4 separate regions of the Mus musculus genome follow, and all the other regions are linked to region 1. The links are chromatin loops, found by intact Hi-C in ENCODE. Cell type or tissue: heart. All regions are shown on one strand. Region 1 has its middle 22 kb from the start of C1d. Region 2 has its middle 140 kb from the start of Gm31268. Region 3 holds the start of Etaa1 (Ewing tumor-associated antigen 1). Region 4 overlaps 8430419K02Rik (a long non-coding RNA gene).

Region 1 (5,000 bases):
CGACTTGAGCACTCTTTCTCTTTCTTATGAGACAATGACTAAAATAGAATAAATGTTATCTCAGGTATCCAGTTGTCATTGACACAGGTGAGACCCAGGCACAGTGCTTTTCTTTTATTGATATCTGTAGTTAAGGTATAGGTCATTAAGTTTAAGAAACGGCTTACAATGGAACAGGGCACATTCCATCTACCGTTTGCTCTGAATGGGACTTCTGTATGTGTTCACTGGGGTTTGTGTGTCACACTTTCAGATCGGCTACTTTCATTTACCAATAGGCACTGACACTTCACCCATGTCTTCTCACAGCTCAAAGCTGTTGCCAGTGGTCCTGTCTGGATGAGATGTTTTCAAATTCTTGGCATCTTATGCAAAGAATTGAAACAGTCCATACAAATAGCAAGGCACTAAGGAATTTTATTTAAAGGGGCAGTGTAGGAGACTCTGTAAGAGAACAGCAGATGGCTTGAGCCAGAGTGCCTAAGAGCATTGCTTATTGTTTGGGCTTCCTGTTATGGGGCACAGGAGGAGTTGGTAGCTAAGGGGCAGAGTGTGGATGCTTCTCTTGATTGATTGACAGGCTTGGTTATGTAGGCTGCATTCATGGTATGTGTCCTTTCACATGATGCATCTGCTTCTACTCCCGTGCACATATACCATACATAGGCACAATGTGGTAAATCGGGGCTCTCTAAAAGTCCACTCAGAGAGCACAGTTTGCCTTACTGTGTGCATACACCCAAATCCAGTGCAGACTACGTTGGCTTCCTGTCTGCAGTCTCTGGATATGTTCCAGGGCATGTTCTAAATTCTAAATAGGAGGGTTACTAGGGAGTTGCAATGAAAAAGAGACTTTTTTGCAGGGTTGGAAATGAGTTGTATGTGCAGATGCATGGCTGAGGTTGCTAGGTGTATTAGGAAAGTGGTGTGTATAGCCCAAGCTCATTAGGGTCCCAGGTGCCTAAGCTATTCCTGTGCTTGCCTCCATCAAAGCCTCCGGACTTATTGTCATATCGGCACCCATGTGTGAGGACGTGGGTTTGCAGTGGTTAACAAACATCCCTCTTACTAGCCATTGTATTCTCTCCCGTGTGGTCCAACAAACCAGCTAAAGTGGAAGCGATTTTCTACTCACAGGTAAGGTAACAGACATAGACAGATGTTGTCTAAGATGATGCTGAGTAAGACCAGCATGGGAGTCTATGAGGGAGCTGCTGCCCTCACCACTCCTGTCCTGGGCTTAAGCTTTTTTTTTTTTTAGATTTATTTATTCATTATATGTAAGTACACTGTAGCTGTCCTCAGATACTCCAGAAGAGGGCATCAGATTTCGTTACAGATGGTTGTGAGCCACCATGTGGTTGCTGGGATTTGAACTCTGGACCTTCGGAAAAGCAGTCGGCGCTCTTAACCACTGAGCCATCTCGCCAGCCCGGGCTTAAGCTTTTTTAATGAACTACCTGTAAAAGAGTCTTGGTGGAGAACACCCGAGCCTCTCCGGGGAGCCATTTGCTGATTCAGCAAAGGTGCCTTGCAGGTTCAAATCCCCTCTAGGTAGCATTACCTTGGTTCTCCATGGTGCCAGAATTACATGCATATACTAACCTCCAAGCATCATTGGCACCATGTCACGTTGTTGGTACTGTGCTTTGCTATGTTATCAGTAAGGAGGAAATAGAATAACAACTGTAAAACTGTCTGACACTTTGTTCTCCAGCTCAGGCAACTTTACCCATTCAGGAGGCAAACCATATCCATTCACACTCCTCATAAGACATTCCGGGCTAGGAGGACGGCTCAGTGGGTGAAGTTCTTGCTGCACAAGAACTAAGATTTGAGTTTGAATCCCCCAGAAACTTCATAAAGTTGGAGATAGAGTATGTGTCTGTAGCCCTAGCTCTTTTATGGTGAGATTGGAGGTAGAGATGGGAGAAGTTCAAAATCTTGGGGACTCTGGAACACTGCAGCAGGAAACAAGAAAAGAAATCCTGCCTCAAACAGCATGAAGATTGACACCCAAGGTTGTCTGTGATACACACACACACACACACACACACACACACACACCACCACCACCACCACCACCACCATCATCATCACCACTGCCACCGAAACAACAACAACAACAACACTACCAAAACCAAAGTAATTCTTTCTGAAGCAAGAACGAATCATGGCAGATACCCGTAATCCCAAAAGTGGAGACAGGAGGATCAGGGTTTTTGATTATGTAGCAAGTTCAAGGCTACCTGGACCACAAAAGACCTTATCTCAAATGTCACCATTCTCTCAGGAAATTAATCCATTCCTTGGACTTAATGGTTCCCATTCCTGCTGGTCATATAGAACAAGCTGTTTATAGAAAACCTGAGGTCATTGACTACAGTTCATACTTTCAAATCTGTTTTCTATTTAATTTGTTTGTGATTATCATTTGATGGAACAACTAGTAACAATGTAGTTGGGGAACATAAGTGTTTATTACTGCTTACTGTCTGCTCCTGTTTATTGAGTAGCAACTTTATGCCTCAGAAAGGAGGAAGCTAGGTTTCTCTGTGTTCAAATGAACTTAACATACAGGGTCGTTTCGAGCAATACAAAGCAGTATTATCAAATTGAAATTATTCATTAAGGGTTTTTTTTACATTAAAGAAGGATTTTTTTCTTTTTTTTGTCTTTTTTTTTTTTAAAAAAGACTGTGTATGAGTCGTTTTTATGTAGTTACACAGTAATGCTCACCCGTCTGATTTATCACGGTTGCACTTTCTAATCTCGACCACTAGGTGGCAGCAAGAGAACGCAGGTTGCCTGTTTTGCACTGTGTTCTTAAAAACGAAGTAGAAACTATTTTTGGATTTCATGGAAGACAGGAAAAAAAAAGTGATTAAAACTTGATGGGACTGGGTATATATCTCAGTTGCTAGAGTGCTTGTCTGAAATCATGAGCCTCGGGTTTGACACCCAGCACTGTATAAAAAACTGGTGCAGAGACAGGAGGGTCAAGGTCTATACACCACAAAGTGAGTTCTAGGCCATCCTGCATATGTAACACCGTGTCTCAAAATTAAATTAAATTACAGAACGCGTAACTGTTACAAACAATACCCAGACAAATATTGATTGAATATTTGGTACCTTAAGTATCAAAGTTATATTTTATTAATATACAAACCATAACCTAAAATTTTCCTTTAAGAAGTTTCTGTTAGTTCCCATGAGTATTCCCCAGGATTTCTATGAAATCGATTTTTATATTTATAGTAGTAAAGAAAATGACACGCAAGTGAGATAGCCCTCCCCACCCCACCCCTAAAGGTTGTTCAGTAAAGGCGTGTGAACTGGGAGTTTGAACGTCCAGGAACATTGGTAGGGAATTACCTTTCTTTATAATTTACTTTAAACATCATACTTTGAGAAAAATAGAGTTTGATGATTTTCTTACTAGACAGGAATCTGCTTTAAAATGTTACTTCCCGGACAGATTTGAGTAATATGTACATGTTGGTTTCTTTTTCTCTTACTGTTAAAAAGTACTTTGAGGACAGTGACTTAAGGGGGGTGGGGTTTCCTGTGGCTCACAGTTTAAGGCCTTTCATGGTGGAAACATGATGGCTGCAGGAGCTTGAGGCAGCGGGTCACATGGTACCCACAAGCAGGAGGGGACGGGAATGAATGCCACCGCTGCTCAGATCCTTTCTCTACTTATATTGTCCGGATCCCAGACAGGAAATGGTGCCAACCTCAGTAGGTCAGTAGGTGGATCTGCTTACTCTGAGTTCTGCGTTATAGATGCCCCCCCCCCCAACCGCTCCCCCACCCCTGCCTGCAGGCTCGTCCAGAGGCCCGTTTCCCTAGGTAAATTTAGACCCGGTCTACTTGCCAATCAACACTAATCACCACAGTGTGTCCCTGAAGGTTCTACAACACATTTTCAAATGCTTAGCTTTTTTCTGTCTAAGTTGTTTGTGAAACCTCAAGAATGTGTAATCATTTACAGTCAGATACAAAATTTAAAAAATTGCTTTTTATTTTCTGGACAATTGAAATCTCTATAAAAATAGGCCTTCCCATTCTCTCAAGAATTTCAACTGCACTTTAGGATAATCCTTGTTTTTAAATGAACATTGCAATAAAAACCTTGCAAATAAAAAAAAATCACATATTGACTTTAAACAAACCCAGAGTCAACGCATCTCAGCGAGCCTCTTCTACACAGAGTAGCCGTTCTAAAGCATCACGCAGGATCTCAGACTTCCACTCTTGACTGTATCGTATCCACCCCAACCTCTAACAGTCTACAGTAGAGTTAGAAGTAGCAAAACTTTATATCCTCTGACATGGCTGAGGGATTTTTTATTCAGTCCTTCTTATTCCTCTAATATGGAGCCTTTCTTGTTCTCTTTTCTGCATTTATACCTTGCCCACGTGTACATTTCACACACACACACACACACACACACACACACCTGGCTAGATTTCACATATGAAGGAGAACATTCAGTTTTTCTTTCTGAGACTTACTTTGTTTGTTTGTTTGTTTGTTTTTGTTTTTTTCAAGACAGGGTTTCTCTGTGTAGTCTTGGCTGTCCTGGAACTCACTTTGTAGACCAGGCTGGTCTCAAACTCAGAAATCCGCCTGCCTCTGCCTCCCAAATGCTGGGATTAAAGGCGTGTGCCACCACTGCCCGGCTGTCACTTACTTTTTATGTCATTCTATCTCCTGCTTATTTTGTGGTTATATTTTTCTTTAGAGCTGAATAATATTTATACATATGTACATGCACACATGTGCACACATATTACACACAAGTGCATATACATATGTGAATACAAACATTCACTTATGCATACACACATGCACATACTCACGTGTACATGCACACATGCACAAACACATGCACACAAACATGCATATACACATGTGCACATACACACATGCACATACACACGTGCACAAACACACATGCACATACACACATGCACACATACATGCACATACA
Region 2 (5,000 bases), 180 kb after region 1:
TACTCACAGCACATGAATGCAGACTTTAACTGCTACAAATACCTTCCACCCCGTGAGTACCGCCCTTGTTTCTTTGCAGCTAGATCCTGGAAATACTGTCTGCTGGTCCGTGCTGATTCACAAGCCCCTACAAGAGTGAAGTTGGACTCAGCTTCTGCTAATGAGCAGCAGAATTGCTGGTGAATACAGTGCTGGGATTATAAGGTGCTGGCAGCCATACCAGAATAATAAGGTCAGATGGAAAAGCATCCAGTGAATACCTTCAGTGAATATCCTGTCCTGCGATAGTGGCCTCTGAGCACTGCAGCCCAGACACACGGCTCAATTGGTGGAACTGCAGCCCCTCTTTACTTTCTTTGGCAAAAGGATGAGGGGCTTCATTATTGGTTCAGTTTTTGCTCTATGTAGCTATTCAGTAGAAGCCCACGTTCATTCCAGTTTATAACTAAAGCGCTTATTCATTGGAGTTTACACCAGCGGTTTCATCTGTAATATCAAAATGGTGGCTGCAATCTGCTTTGCTCATCTCAAGTCCCTTTGGTTGATTCCTGTGATGAAAGAGGTTCAAAAGACATGAACCACGTTCTTGGCTCACGCTGCCTGTGTTCTTCATCAGTGTAGTATATGGAACTGTGTAACCTTTTGATAAAAATTTAAGACTAAATTACAGGAGATGTTTCAGAAATAATCGCATCATCACTACCTTGCTGTGTCTTCAGTGTCATTCAGAGATATTTTGTACATTTTGTAAAGTGAAATAAATAGCATTAACTTGAGGCAGTGTGCCAAGGGAAGCTGAATAGAGATGTTGCTAATCTGCTTACGGGTAGGTCTGTGGGTGCAGCATTGGAAGGGTGAATCTGAACATGTTTACCAAGGTAGTTCCTGGTACCATTAGGTTGTCTTCATAAAGTAGGGTGGAGGGCAATTCTCGCCCTAATATCATTATTTCATGCCCTTTGCCAATGATTGGCATTGCCTTTCAGGAAAGAATGCACTAGTTGGTAAGATTCTAGGAGCACAAAACAGACTACTCATTTGAAGTTCATTGCTTATGTAGCTTTTGTATATGAGCAAATTTGTTGTCTGCTTTACTAATTTCTCTCTTCATACCAGAAATAAGGACAGCTCACATGGGCACTTAAGATGCAACACATAAATTTTGGGAAATAAACAAATGTAGTCACAGTTTTTTTTTTGCTTGTTTTATTTTTTTTTTGTTATAAAAGTTTTGTGTGTTTTAAAGAATAGATGAAATACCATCTATATAGAAAACATTCTAAAGAGATTTCTTTCTTTACCTAGCAGATGAAAAGGCACATAACTAATGCAAAGGAAGGAGGGGGTGGAGGAGGAAGAGGGGTGAAAAGCAGGAGAGCAGGAGGAGAGCGAAGAGAAGTAGCAGGAGACTAACAATTTTAAGAATTCTTCGAAGGAATAATTAAGGTGGCTATGTTGCCTATTGGTCTTAATAGTGGAGAGTTAGGTAGGCTAACCCTAAAGGCACATATTTCTCGTATAATCCTGCTTATCTCACAAATCTTAATGATCACTCACAAAGGAGACTGACTAGGTAGGTGGGTAAGGCTGCCAGCTAAAAAAGGGAGGAAGCAAATATCTACTGTCTAGTGACCTGAAAGCAATTCTTCAAGTCTATTCTAGTAGAAGGAATTTCTTTCTCTTGGAGTAACTTGCAATTAAAAAGCAAAGGGCATGGCCGCGAGAATCGGAACTATAGAGAGAAAATATGCCCTTTCTTATGACACTTCTCAGCACACACAGACTGCAAGTTTGCTCATGTTTTGATAAGACTTTAAATAGAGATGTTTGCATTAAAACTTTTTAAAAAATCCTTTTAGCTTTCAGAAATTCAGTTTGTGGGTGGAAAGGGCATGTTTAAGGCAAGAGAATGTGAGTGAGCTGTGGCTGTGGCTGTGGCTGTGGCTGTGGCTCAGTGGTTGAACACTTTCCTGACTCGGGGTTATAACCCCAGCACCAGAAAAAAGGAATCAACTAAACTAGCACAAATCAAAGATCCCACAGGCTTTAGCTCTGATATGATACTATACCCTAATTATCTAGGCCAACACTTATAGAAATAGATGATGAATAAGTAATTTTATTTTTTGGTAGTCATATTAAAAACATGGGGGAAAAAACTACAGGTGAAATTGATTTAATTATTTTTAAATTTAATCCAATTATTACAAATATCTTCTAAGTATGTAATAGGTATAAAAAAAGCTAATTTGCACCCTTCACAGCACAATCCTCCCCTTAAACTCTTTGCTTTTGTATCCATCGATCCAGCATTATTTAAGCACAGCCACAAGTAGCTTGTGGTTACTAGATTACAGGGGAGGTGGAGATGACATCGGTTATACCTCATTGCACACCTTCCTAGTAAACAGATGCCTCAAGAGAGGATTTTTCATTATGATCATTGTCTGAAGAGTAGAGCTTGTAGGCGTAGACTGTTTAAATAGGAGGTGAAATGTCTCTTTAGACAGGCCATGGATTCCAAATTTTCTGGAAGTTACTGGTTTCCAAGCAGGTAGATGCAAGGCATCTAGTTTTTTACCTGTAGAGGGAGCTCTCTCCCCTCTGCTCTCTCTTTAATTTCAATCCCAACCTTGGTTCTTAGAACCCTGCAGTTCTGAGTTCTTTCACCTGGCTTGGTGGAGAGTTTGTGTTTGGCTCCAAACCAGCAGTACTTTCACAATCTGCACACGTTAAAGGCAGCTAAAATGCTAGGACACCAGCCGGGTGGCGGCTTGAATCTGTGATTCCCAGGCAGTCCAGGGAAATGATAAACAAAAGTCTTTTGTGCAATATTAATAAGCTTTAAGCACTCCCCAGTGAGCCTCTTGTCATCCAAGTAAGTCATGTGTATCAAAAGCCCTTATACGTGGAAGTTTGTTTTCATATCTGGCCCACGATGAATGGGAGCCCCCTTTGCCATGTTGTAAAACAAACATTTGTTTATTTTCTGAGCAGAGCTGGCAGTACGACTCAGAAACTGGAGCTGAATGGAGAGCCCCTTTCCAAGGAGGCGCCTTTGAAAACCCTCTGCCGCAGCTTTCCAACTGTCAACTGATCCTGAACTGGGTTTACATTAAGACAATAACAGTGTTTCCTAAATAAATAAGTTAGAGACACCCGTGGGCCTTAATCAAACCCATAAATGGCTTGTAGGGTGGGCCAAAAGGTTTTTTTTTTTTTTTTTTTTTTTTTGCTGTGCAGAGAAATAACGTCTAGTTCATCTTACCATGTATGGGAAGCTTGTGTTTTTGAGACAGAAGGGTTTCTTTATGGTAATTATACTGTTTTTTTTTTTTTTTTTTTTTTTTTTAAACCAACAACAAAAACAAAAACCGCCTGATAGAGCTTTCTCTGGACCTCTGGGACAAAAGAATGTGACACTTTTCTTGGGTGAATGCCACGGTGCCAAGCAGGCATTTTCTAAAGAAGAGAGGTGTGGTCACCCTCCCAGTCGATAATGTAACCCCCTCCTGGCACGTAAAGAAAATAAATGAAAGCTGTAAGATGAACCATCTGCTACTGCGATCTGGCTTCTTTCTTCGTTGACTTGGGGCTTCCGGGAATTCCTTTCACTCCAACAAGTTTCAAGCACAATGGCCTTAGAGGCAGAGGGTGGAAACCAGGAAGCACCACTGAGCGCCGGGAGCTTGGGTTTCTGCGGGTTTTCCCGGAAGGCGGGAATTTCAGCCTCTTACTGGAAGCTGCGTTTCTCCCGTAAAAGACACATTCTAGGGAAAGACTGAAAGCTGAAGAGCTGAAACAACAGTTGCATGTAAATGAAAACAAAAAATTAAATACTACTGCGCATCGTAGGAAGTCTGTAGAGATTCTTTCATACAGGTATCCTCAGCTGTACGGAATCATCATTTGCAACTTTCAGAAACAAAAGCTTGACTATAATATATGTATAATATGACTTTGGTTATAGCACATGCATAATTTTATAACTTACTTTTGGAAGGCTTGGATTTTTTTCATGTGCATTTCCTCAGACTACCATCTAATATTTATAATAATCATTTTTCATTATTATAACTATGTATAATATACAACTAATATTATTACAATGTTATAATAACATAACCAATATTATAACATTGTTTCCACGGATGTACAACTTTCCAAGTAGATGTACTATAATTCACATGTCTGCCTTTTTCTTTCAGGCAACATGGGATGCTTATGATTGCTTTCACAGCACAATTTCTTTCTTGGAGAAATATTAATTGGGATAACCACAAAGTTATTAATACTTAGGGATTTTTAACACACAATATCATATGGTTTCCCAGAAGGACTTGAAAACAAACTGCTTTTCTAACTGCAACCACTCACTACAGTGTAGTCTTCTTAGCTTTCACTTCCTCTTTGCCCTTTCTGTCTGTCTAGAACAATCCCACCACTCACATGTCCTTCTTTAAACACCTTCACATAAGCATTTCATCTATGTGTAAAAGTGGTTCTCGGATACTGTCTCTCTGAGACCTTAGGAGAGTATGCCAAATTCAACCTATTTTTATTATTACAGACAAGAGTGTTTCATTTTGTAGCACATTGCTAATTGCTATGGTTTTGTCTTGTATAAGATGTACTTACTTGTGGGCTAATGCGTAATTTATATTCATTTCTGAACCTTGCAATCATTTGTGCTAATGTGGTAGACACACTTTGAGAAATCTGCCCAGGCCAACAGATTACCGAAACCTATGAATTAACCCCTGTGCTTGGTCATGCGACTCCCTCACTCCTGCCACATCCAACGGGACTGAGATTGAGCGGTGTGTTGGAGGAGTGAGAAGATGACAGGAGAAAGAGAAGGCAGGACCTCCACATAGAAAGCAAAATGGAGATGGGAGAAAAATTGCTTCCTTCATTTCTGAGGATTTTCTAGTTCTTGCTTCCAGTGATTAAGTCTGTCTGGTTACATGTTCTCAAGTGTCACTCTCTCATAGCTTTAC
Region 3 (5,000 bases), 670 kb after region 1:
AAAAATAAGTAAGAAAAAGACAGAAAAGAAACTCAGGACTAATAAAAGGAATCAGTTACTGGACTCTTTTGTGATAAATGATTGAAACTTCTTCACTCAAGGGGCACAAAAACTAAAGAAAAAAAAAACCTAAAATAAGTAAATCACCATTAGCATTAAGATTTTATGCACCTTAATCCTAATAATCCACTGAAGAAAGCAAAGCTGGTAATAATTCTACTTTATGGTTGAGTGGATTGGGTTAGGAACATTTAACGGACTCCCTAGGTGTCACAGCACAAGAGGCTTCATAAGGGCTACATCTAAATCCAGCGACCTCCCTGATTTTACAGTGTTCCTGGATGATTTTCTAAGTCGTTAAGAATACTAAGAAAAGAAACTGCAAGAGGGAAACTTTTTACTACGGACAATGAAGAAGCACGGTAGAGATATGCACAGTAAAGCCCTTGTGTCTGGCTCAGAGTGAAACGCTTCAGCAAAGCCTCTGCCATGTTTTGGTCAATCAGTAAAGGCTGAGAAACTGTTTTGAGTCTGCTGAAACCTGGAAGAAATGTCTCGCTAGTGAGTCTGCTCATTGTGAGCTTGCTGGCAGCTACACCAACCTTGGTCCTAAGACACTCCTGGCACATCTTGAGTTCTTACTTTTGATTATGGCTGGCTGTGGCCAAAAGGGATGGAGATCTGAGTGGGCTGTCTGCCACAGGCAGCTGGAACCTTTCCCAGCCCCAATTAACCTTGCATAATGTTTGAATAAAGTAACTGGAGTGAGCTAGCTGGGTGTCAGTCTTTCCCAAGAAAGCTGAACCCCTCTGCTCTTTCGAAAATGAAGATTTAGCACCTTGGTGAGCTTCTCTCTCTACTGTGGCACTTATGACTGACACTAATCAATAAAGCACAAACAATAAAAACTTCAGTACACCATAGCAACTAACTACATTATTTAAGGAATAAATAACCTAGAGATGACTTAAACAATTGGGAAGGAATGGAGGCTAGCTTTGTGGCAGAGCACAGGCCCAGTAAAAGTGAGTCCCCAAGTTTGAGTTTCAGCATTATCACATGAATGAAAGAATAAATGAAGAAAAGGAGAGACAGCCACACACAGGGTACCATACAAAACCACACCACTTTATGCAAAGAACTTCACAATCAGGAGATTTGGTTATCCAAAGGGGTCATGAAACCATCTCCCATGGATTATGATATATGACCATATTGCACATTCTACAGTTTGTTCCTTTTTTCAAGGCATGCAGTCAGAAAAGCCAAATGTAACCTTGGTTGCTCTATAAACATGTTACTTTACATATGAAAGAACCACGCAAGTACACCACATACAATCTTTGCTGTTTGATAAACTATGAGATTTGCCATACTTACCTGAGGAGCAATACGGTTAACAATATGTGAAATCTCATCACTGTATGCACTGGAAATCTGCTTTTTTCTTCCTTTACCTAAAGAAACAAGACATTTCTATGAATTTTAGACCAAGAATTCTAAAATCAGTTGTCACTTTTTAGGAAACAATTGTAATCAGTACAACTTAATGACTCCACCCTAGAATCAGACAGAAAAATCACACATGAGGTTCTAAAAAACAAAACAAAAAACCCAAAACCGTTGTATTATGATGTTACCAGACTAAAATTTTACCGACAATAATTCTTCAAGCACCTACCCACATAAAAATAACAACAGATTACCTAACTGCTTTGTCATTGGAGAATTTTGATCCCAGAAGATATCAGTTTGTCCATCTGGATCATTTGGAGAACTGAAGGTACAGGATAATAAATCCATTTTCACGATTTGTACTGGCGTCTCCTTTCCTGCATAAGATGACAATCATTGCTTCTAAGTGTTACGTTACTTCATAAAAGCTAAAGTCAAACAATTAATTTTCATGTCCAATACAAAGCTTGTCTCCTAAAGACAGTTACTTTAACCACAATAGAAATGTTTCAATGAAAATAATATCTTAATACTTCATAAGTTTAGCACTGTAGTTAGGAAGTGTTCTTTGAAAATTCCATAGGCCCAGGAATGATACCATCTGATCACTGAATTACTATCACCAGGCTTTAGGTACCTCCATGACGTCAGCAGATGTACAGGAAATGCATCCAAACAGAAAGCCAAGCTAAACTCTCACAAGGCCCCTCCTGTAAACTCGACCCAATTTTTTTTTTACTCCATACACCCCAAAACCAATAGTGATTTGTTTCTAGGGAAGCTCTGTCTAGAATCACTTGAAGGTTTACAATGTTATTTTTCTTTCCCAGCCTCGTTTTATTCATAGCAGAAACAAGCAAGGTAACAGACATTGTATTTTACGGACACACCCTAGGATAGAGGTTATGAGTTTGGTCCTTATTGGGATAGATATCTCTTAACTCCAAGTTTACAGAAATGAACGCGCCATCGGTTTGCTGGGCTAACCGGATGTTACACCTAGCAAGTTCCGGGAGCACACTACGGTTTCTGAGGTGGCCCTTTTTGCAAAACAAAACAGCGAGGAAAACAACAACAACCAGCGTAGGTGCCCAGTTTCCGGAACACAGTCCACGGCACAGGCCCCGCCCACAACCAGACGTTCAGAAAAGGCCCGGTTTACCGGACTCGGCTCTGCAGCCCCAGGCCTCCCGCCCGGTCTGCACCGCCAGGCTCCGCTCCCCGCCCTCTCCTCACCCCGGGGACTGCGCCCGCCGTCAGCCGCTGCCTGCCGCTGCGCCCGCCGCGCAGACCGCGTTCCCGCCCGGCGGAGCTGGGAGCTGCAGGCCGCCCTGGACTCCCGCAGCCACGGCTCTGCCGCCGGGCGGCAGTTCTTAGCAGCCGCCCTGTGCGGCGTGCTCCTCCGGGCAGGGCTGTCCGCATGCTTCCTTCGCCGACTCATTCCCGTGCCACCGTCCTTCAGCTGCATTCACATTTTGCTACAGCGGAGCAGGGCAACTGCTCGACAGAGAGCCCGCGCGCCACCGTGCAGCGCCATCTTTGCAAGTCGGGCGCGCAAAATACGCTGCTTCTAATTGGCTGCCTCCGTCTAGGGGCGGGTTACTACGCATGGTGCGGATTGGCTGCGTCAGTGTGAGGGGCGGGGTTAGAAGGCTGCGGCCAGGGCTGAGGAAACAGGAGTTTTCTGAGGTCTACCATCAGACTCGTCCAACTTAGCAGGAACTGCAGGACCCTTTTCTGGATCTGTGACAGGAACTTGGTATGTGAGACAGTAAAGAGTTCATATACAATGACAGATTCTTATTGAATTTAAAATTTAATTGATTATTTCTAAGATTCAAATGATGGTGTGTTATTCGATAATATGAGAAAATAAAGACTATAGTTTAGGAGGTAATAAACGCAATAGTTCATAGATGTTCTGTTATGTGCGTAGCTCCAAAATGTAGGAAAACGTATTAATTTAATAAACTAACAGTCGCTGGAAACTGTACATGCAAAACAGAGCTGTCATCTTAGTAGGAATAAAATAGTGTTTATTTTGAATCAAGTAATAATTTCCATGGCCAGGGAGCATTGATTCAGGTTGGCCTAAAAACATGTTTCAATATAAAAGCAATCGCACAGACTTTAACAGTCACAGAACAAAAAACAAAGCATTTGCCAGGCGCTTTGTTGGGGACAACAGGTAGTAGGTGGGTTACAGCAAAGCAGGAGATGATTCGTCCATAGGCTTTAGGTAAGGATATAATTTATGAGACCCATCCTTTCGTTGATGGAAGTTAGTGATCTGGTAACAGTGCATTCCAAAGTTTTTACCTGCTAGCCTTCAGGATGCCAATCCTGACAGCTGGGTCCTTAATGGCTACTTAGGGCACTAAAGATAGCCATAAAGATTATTTGGTTTTATATCTGTAACACTCCAGTTTCCTTATCATGAAGTGTGTCTGTCTTTTTGTTTTTCAGACAGTGTCTTATGTGTGCCCTGCCTCCTTATTTAATGCAGTCTCGCTGTGAACTCCTGGTCTTCCTGTCTCAAGCTTGTCAGTGCTAGGACCACAGGTCTAGGTCCTGAACAGAATCATCAGCGTAGTTGTGCCTTCTTCCATGCCCCAAATAAAGTGAAACTCGGAGGTTAATTGTGCTTTAATAGATTAGTAATAAACCAAATTCTAAGTTTTTAAAGAATATGATTTGCGATAAATAGTAAAACAAAAGAGTGCCAACTCTACAGAGAGAACTATAAAACACCTTAGAAATAAATTGAAGGCCAAAATAAAAAGGGCTATGCTGTGTTTGTGGTCTGTGTCACTCACTACTGTTAAAGAGTCAATTCTTCCCAAACTGGTGTATAGTCAGTGCTGATGCCCTTAGTCTCAGAGCGGGAGGCACATGCCTGTGCAAAGGGAGGATACCTTTACTCTAAGACATGGAATGAAAAAGGAAAAAGAGACAAGAAATTTCTTGATCTCTTGAAGCATAATGAAGCTGAATCTCACCCAAATGTCAGGAGAGTGGTTAAGACTTACAACAATGTTCTAGCGGTGAAGGGACAGACAAATAAATGGATGGGACAGATAAAGTGCTTAGGTGGAAGCACTGACTTACACCTAAGTACAGGCTTTGTATAATACAAATAAAAGCCATTTAAATAATGAGGAAGGACTATGGGAGATAAACAGTATAGCCAGATGGAATGGTAGCTCATATGTGCAATCCTCCCAGCATGCAGAGGGCAGAAGCAGGAGGATTGAGAGTTTGAGGCCACCTGGGTTATATTGAGTGATCTTATCTCAGAAAATACAAATGATAACTGAAAAAGTACATTTATATGTGTATTATATATATGGATTATATATAATTTACATCGATATGAATCACACATGGAAAAAAATGAGGTGACTTTGTCTCAATCCATATCCCTAAATCAAATCAAATTGGTTCTATTTTTAATTGTAAAATAGTTTTTATTTTATAAAATTATGTATACTGTCATCATGACAGAAAAAATATATTTATGCCAATAAAGACACAAGAGGCAGAAA
Region 4 (5,000 bases), 1.6 Mb after region 1:
ACCTGAGCTCAGCGGCTAAGGCCTTCCCTTAGGAGTATTTGACTGGATTCAGGGAAAAGAATCCAAGGAGGATGAGCAAGTCCCAAAGAGTCAGGAGACTCCCTTAGAGAGATGCAGCTGATGAAGGCCTGCCCCACATTCAGGACTGCAAACTTCCGGACCATTTTGAATATTTCAAAATGACACCAGCATACTCCTGATACCATTTCCTTCCACTGTACATTGTAATTACGAGCCACCTTCTCTTTTGTCAAACTCAATCCCTCTAAGCATCCTGCTTTGGGGACCCACTTTGCATTCTGCAATACCCCCTATTCCTCCCAGACATATATGTCAAGGAATAAGGAGTTGAGACATGACATATTAATGTTTTTATCTGGGGACTCTCTGCTCCCACGGGAAGGGAGGGAAACCAAGAGCAGAGGGCGGCGGAAAGCAAGCGAGAAGGAATCACTCCGAAGCTCCTGCGGAAATTCATATTCCGTGTATGTTCCTCCTTCGTCTAGAATAAATCCTGCAGGCCTCCCCACGCAAAGCCGGCGGCGTTTATTTATTTGCATGTCATGCTTATAATGCAGTAGAAAGCAAGACGGATCTTCTAGGAGGGGAGGCGACGACGCTCACCTTTCAGGCTCTCTCCCCTAAATAAAAAAGAATTGACCGGCGGGGCGCCTAAGAATTTATCTTGAGTTTGCGGTCATTACCTCTATTATATGGCCCCAGCAATAAATAAGTCGGGTAGTTACTACCCAACAATAAAACTGTACTGTGTGGGACACCTTACTATTACTTTCTTAATAATCTGTCGCTTCCTTCCCTTTAAATCTTCCAGTCTTGTCTTTTCACTCTTTTACAAGGATCTATCTTCACCCCTTGAGGGTGAAGCTCTCTCGGATCATTTTTATATTTCGTGAACACAATAATTTTTCCTGTCTAAGACTTGCTGTTTTTCCTATTCCCGGCTGCTTAATCTGCTTCAGCACAAAGAGTCGGCCAGGCCGGATCAAATATCCTTTTCTTTTCCCCTCTCTTATTTTAATTACGTTGTGCGTCCCATTAAGGAGACATCCCCGCCCTCCCCGGGTCGCAGCCACCCATGGGGGCTCTGGGAGGAAGGATGCACTCAAGTTCGGTCGCAGCGAGCAAATACAGTACCAGGCAAAAGGGGAGTTTGCCCAGAGTAATTCTCCCGTATGGGGTGGCTGATCTTGGGGATCCCACTCTTTCCACTTTCTGGCTGGCGCTCCACGCAGGCACAGTGCGCCACGCGTGGACACGAACGCCGGCAGCCTGGGCAGTCCTGGGAAATCGGACCTCGCCACACCGCGCTTCCCCGGCACCCGCGACACCCCTAGTCCTGCACCTAGGCTTGGGCGGGAAGTGGGGTGGGGGGGGGGGAGACACAGGGCATAGGAGGGGCGTTCCCCTCGACTGCTGGCTGCGTTCACACCTGAGCTCCCTGGGAACTCGTGCTGGTTTCTCGGTCGCAGACCTAGCAGCTACTCGCCGCCGCGCGTGAGGCCAAGTCCAGTCCTCGCCCGAGCCCCGAATAGCCCCAGGAGCCCTCCACCCTGGGGGCAAGGAGCTGAGCCACCGACCCGCCGGCGCTTTTTCAAAGCACAATCATACTTGTTCTCCCTGCAGCTCCAAAAGTGACGCGCACCGGGAGGAAAGGACTTCGAGCGTCCCTCGGAGCTGGGGTGTCCTGTGAGGAGGGTGCGGGAGCGGGAGATTAGAGGCAAATGGACAGTTACCGCATGGGGAGGAAAGAAAGGAGACGAACCTGCGTGACTTTCCCTTTTGTCTCAACACTGTAGGTCCCTCGACAGCAGCAGGTTCAAACAGCTAACCCCCCACCTAACAAGGTTCCTATGTGTGAGACTTAGATCACTGATAAAAACAGAACCCATGGAGAGAGAGAGGGAGAGAGAAAGAGAGAGAGAGAGAGAGAGAGAGAGAGAGAGAGAGAGAGAGAGAGAGAGAGAGAGAGAGAGAGAGAGACTGAAAAGATGGTGAACTTCTCACCTTTCTTTAATCCAGGTTCTGTGTGTGTGTGTGTGTGTGTGTGTGTGTGTGTGTGTGTGTGTGTGTGTGTGTGTGTGTGTGTGTGTGTGTGGTGTGATGTGTCCATCCTTGTTAATTGCGTTTTGCTGGGGTGATCTTTTAGAACTCGAAAATCGTCTGGGAAAATATTCACGTTTGGGGTAGAAAACATTTTTTATTTATACCCCTGACATTTAAAAGAGCAGAATTAATTTGTTCTGTCTACATTAGCATTGAGAGAAAGTTTCCGAAATTCAGCCTGGGGAAGGGGGGGCGGGGGAGGGGGGTGGAGAAAAAGAAAGCGCGGAAAGGAAGAAGAAAAGCTAACCTTGTTTTGTGTGTCTCTCTCCCTTATATCAGATCTGTAATCAATCATTGAAATAGGAAGCAGCAAAATTGTAAAGATTCGATAGATTAAAATGCAAATGAAAGGTAGAAAAAGAAACATTAACGCGGCCACCAAAGATTTAATAACCGTAAATCAAGGTTTTTCTGTTGCAGCTGCAGTTTGTGTGTTTATGTTTTAATCATGTTCAGTCCATAAATAAATAATTTCTGAAACGAGACTAATTTTTCATTATTTTAACCGTGAGCTATAACACTAAATATTAAACATAGAAAATGTGCATAATGCCACATGCCCAACCCAGAAAGAGAAACCCTTGAAACAATTGTTTAAAAACCAAGAGGTTTCACTTGTGTGTTTTGAAAATCAAAGTATTTGTGCTAAAAATCCTCTCTCCACAGCCCAAAGTTTATTTTCCTTTAATATTTTATGTTAACAATGCACAATTTATTCTAAAGATATGTGTGGCTTCCGCATCCATTTCAGTGTGAGCATTTTCAAGGCAGGAAAATGCCAGAATATATAAATAACACAGAACCCCATTTCAAAGTACCTGGACAATTTCTGGGTAATATTTTATAAATGTTTCTTCTTGGGAAGAAAAATTTGGTGGACAATACATTAAAACTTTTTTAGCTTAATAATGTTATATTTTTTCCACGAAGGGATATCTTATCTCTCTGTTTTATGATCATTCAGTGTAAGCTTGTATGTCAAGGTGTCAGGTTATTCAAACAAACTTTAAGTATTCTTTTTGTTAACTATGCTGAAAGTTTTCCATTTTGGTTTTTCATTTAGAACATTAACTTCTTAATTTAGAGTTTTACCACTTTAAAAAAAAAAGAAAACATTTATTCTTTCTGTTCTTTTCCTATTTTCTCCCTCCCTCCCTTCCTAGTTATTTATTTATTTATTTTGGTGATCTTATTAACATAAGAGAGGGCACTCCATTTCAGCATAGAAATGCTTAAGAATAAGCTTTTTTCCCCTTAACTCTGTCGTTAAACGATTTAGAGTTGTCTAAGCCTCTCCTCTTCCTACAAATTACAAGAACAACCAAATCTAGAGCTCACACCTCCTTCCTCGAACCTTTAAGTTAAATGTGAGCTGAGTTGATATTCTCCTTTCCACCCCAAACAATCAGGTTTTCACTCTGACAGCCCAATAATGCATTTAGTTTGAAATTACACTTGGATCTTTTCTCCTTTGTATTTTTTTTTATTTACTCCAGTACAACGAGATGACTTGATTTTCATGGGATTACATGTACTCCATTCAGTATTAGTGGGACATTGCTACTCAACTAAATACTGCCTTAATGGACAAATGAACTTTTTTATTTGCTAAAGTTTGTAGGTGGGTTTGGAAACAGAGTATGCCACTGATTTGGTTACTGTTGAGAATCAAACAGACACACACATCATTTATCTAAAGAGGAGAGTTGTAGCTCTGTAAAAGGCAGAAGCAAGCACAGAATCATGGGGAATTATTTCAGTTTATTGCTCTTATTAATTAAACCGGATGTGGTTTTATTCTGCACTTTTTATACCGACCTTGTTCGAAGCTTCTGGCGGCTTCGCTTCCCTTCACTCCCAATTCCTCTCATTCATTAGATCCCTTTTTGATGGGGCCTTTCCTACAGTACAGCTCTTAGGAGTTACAGTGGAAAATCTCACGGGTCTTGGGGAAGATCATGCGTCTCCCGCCCCGGGGAAAAACAAAACAAAATACAGGCGGAGAGGGGGAAAAAAAGGAAGAGATGCTTTTCTCATTCTCTTTCAGCATTCCTTTCGTTGAAATGCAAGACAGGTACTTGATTTAGCATTTAAGCAAAAGGTTACACAAACCGCGTTTTAGAAAGTGTTGGGATGTCCGGCAGGGTCAGCCCCAGATCAGATCATTTTTCGAATGCAGACCTAAAGATAATGAGTACTTGTTGTATTAAAGGGGACAAACAGTACTTTGGCTTCCTCTGACCCCAGAATGCACGGCTTGGTTTCATTGATCATCTTCCTTTATGAGATAATGCAATTACAAACATCAATAAGGGGCTGCAAGGGGAATCATTATGCTGTGACAGTGATAAATGACGGTGCAGAAATAGCATGCTTCCCCCCCTAACAATCCTGGAGCCCAGGGGCTCCGGGGGCTGAACACAGTCGCCAAGGAAACAGATGACATCCCAAAAGGCACCAAAGGAAAAAATAAAATGAACAGTCTTTCTTTGCCTTTCACTCTTTTCCGTCTTCCAAAGAGTTAGTTTTGGCTCTAGCAGCAGCTGCCACACAGACATTTCGTTATTTCAGACATTAAAGACTGAAGCAAGCAGTGGGAGACTCCTCCCCTTAGTCCACCCCCACTAGACGGGCACACAAACCTTGCCATTCGCATTTTAGAACACCTGAAAATGCACGTCTCAAAAATCGGATTTGATTTGCACACGCTGTTTACCACCCACCCACCTCCCTCCCCGCACCCCCCAGAAGAAACTGAGTCTCCAGGGGCACAGTGGCGCCTCACGGATCTGCCAGAAAAGGGACTTTGCTAGTGTCTGGTCTCTGCTCTGAGCCGGGAGGCAGCAGTGGTAGGAGCCGGTTACTTGGGGTCTTTG

Evidence for each region. A loop is a pair of places that touch in the nucleus more often than their neighbours do. Peaks named below come from ENCODE experiments on the same cell type or tissue, not always from the same donor. Only the 100,000 strongest peaks of a DNase experiment are listed, where the experiment ranks them.
Region 2: a loop joins it to region 1, with 4 times the contacts of the local background. A loop is called at or near these places in 6 of 42 quality-filtered maps.
Region 3: a loop joins it to region 1, with 2.6 times the contacts of the local background. A loop is called at or near these places in 2 of 42 quality-filtered maps.
Region 4: it touches region 1 in a loop (5-fold over the local background); 7 of 42 quality-filtered maps call a loop at or near these places.

What each region holds. Positions count from the first base shown.
Region 1 is chr11:17,277,275-17,282,274 of GRCm38, forward strand. No RefSeq gene overlaps it. Among named protein-coding and RNA genes, the nearest start is that of C1d, 22 kb to the left of the region's middle. In heart, a CTCF peak has its summit at 2,784 (motif pointing right); no DNase peak of the experiment used is centred here.
Region 2 is chr11:17,457,511-17,462,510 of GRCm38, forward strand. No RefSeq gene overlaps it. Among named protein-coding and RNA genes, the nearest start is that of Gm31268, 140 kb to the left of the region's middle. In heart, a CTCF peak has its summit at 2,581 (motif pointing right); no DNase peak of the experiment used is centred here; H3K4me3 peaks cover 524 bases; H3K27ac peaks cover 964 bases.
Region 3 is chr11:17,950,872-17,955,871 of GRCm38, forward strand. Etaa1 (Ewing tumor-associated antigen 1) reads right to left here and starts at 3,004. Exons shown (of 6, transcript NM_026576.4): 1 at 2,692-3,004; 2 at 1,707-1,832; 3 at 1,381-1,457. The coding sequence starts at 2,923. It overlaps Etaa1os (Ewing tumor-associated antigen 1, opposite strand), which reads left to right and starts at 3,099. Exons shown (of 3, transcript NR_131915.1): 1 at 3,099-3,214. In heart, a CTCF peak has its summit at 2,989; a DNase peak (open chromatin) is centred at 3,060; H3K4me3 peaks cover 1,976 bases; H3K27ac peaks cover 1,294 bases.
Region 4 is chr11:18,870,219-18,875,218 of GRCm38, forward strand. 8430419K02Rik (a long non-coding RNA gene) reads right to left here. Exons shown (of 4, transcript XR_003949854.1): 1 at 1,784-5,000. Among named protein-coding and RNA genes, the nearest start is that of 8430419K02Rik, 4.9 kb to the right of the region's middle. In heart, no CTCF peak of the experiment used is centred here; no DNase peak of the experiment used is centred here; H3K4me3 peaks cover 3,772 bases; H3K27ac peaks cover 3,433 bases; H3K27me3 peaks cover 526 bases.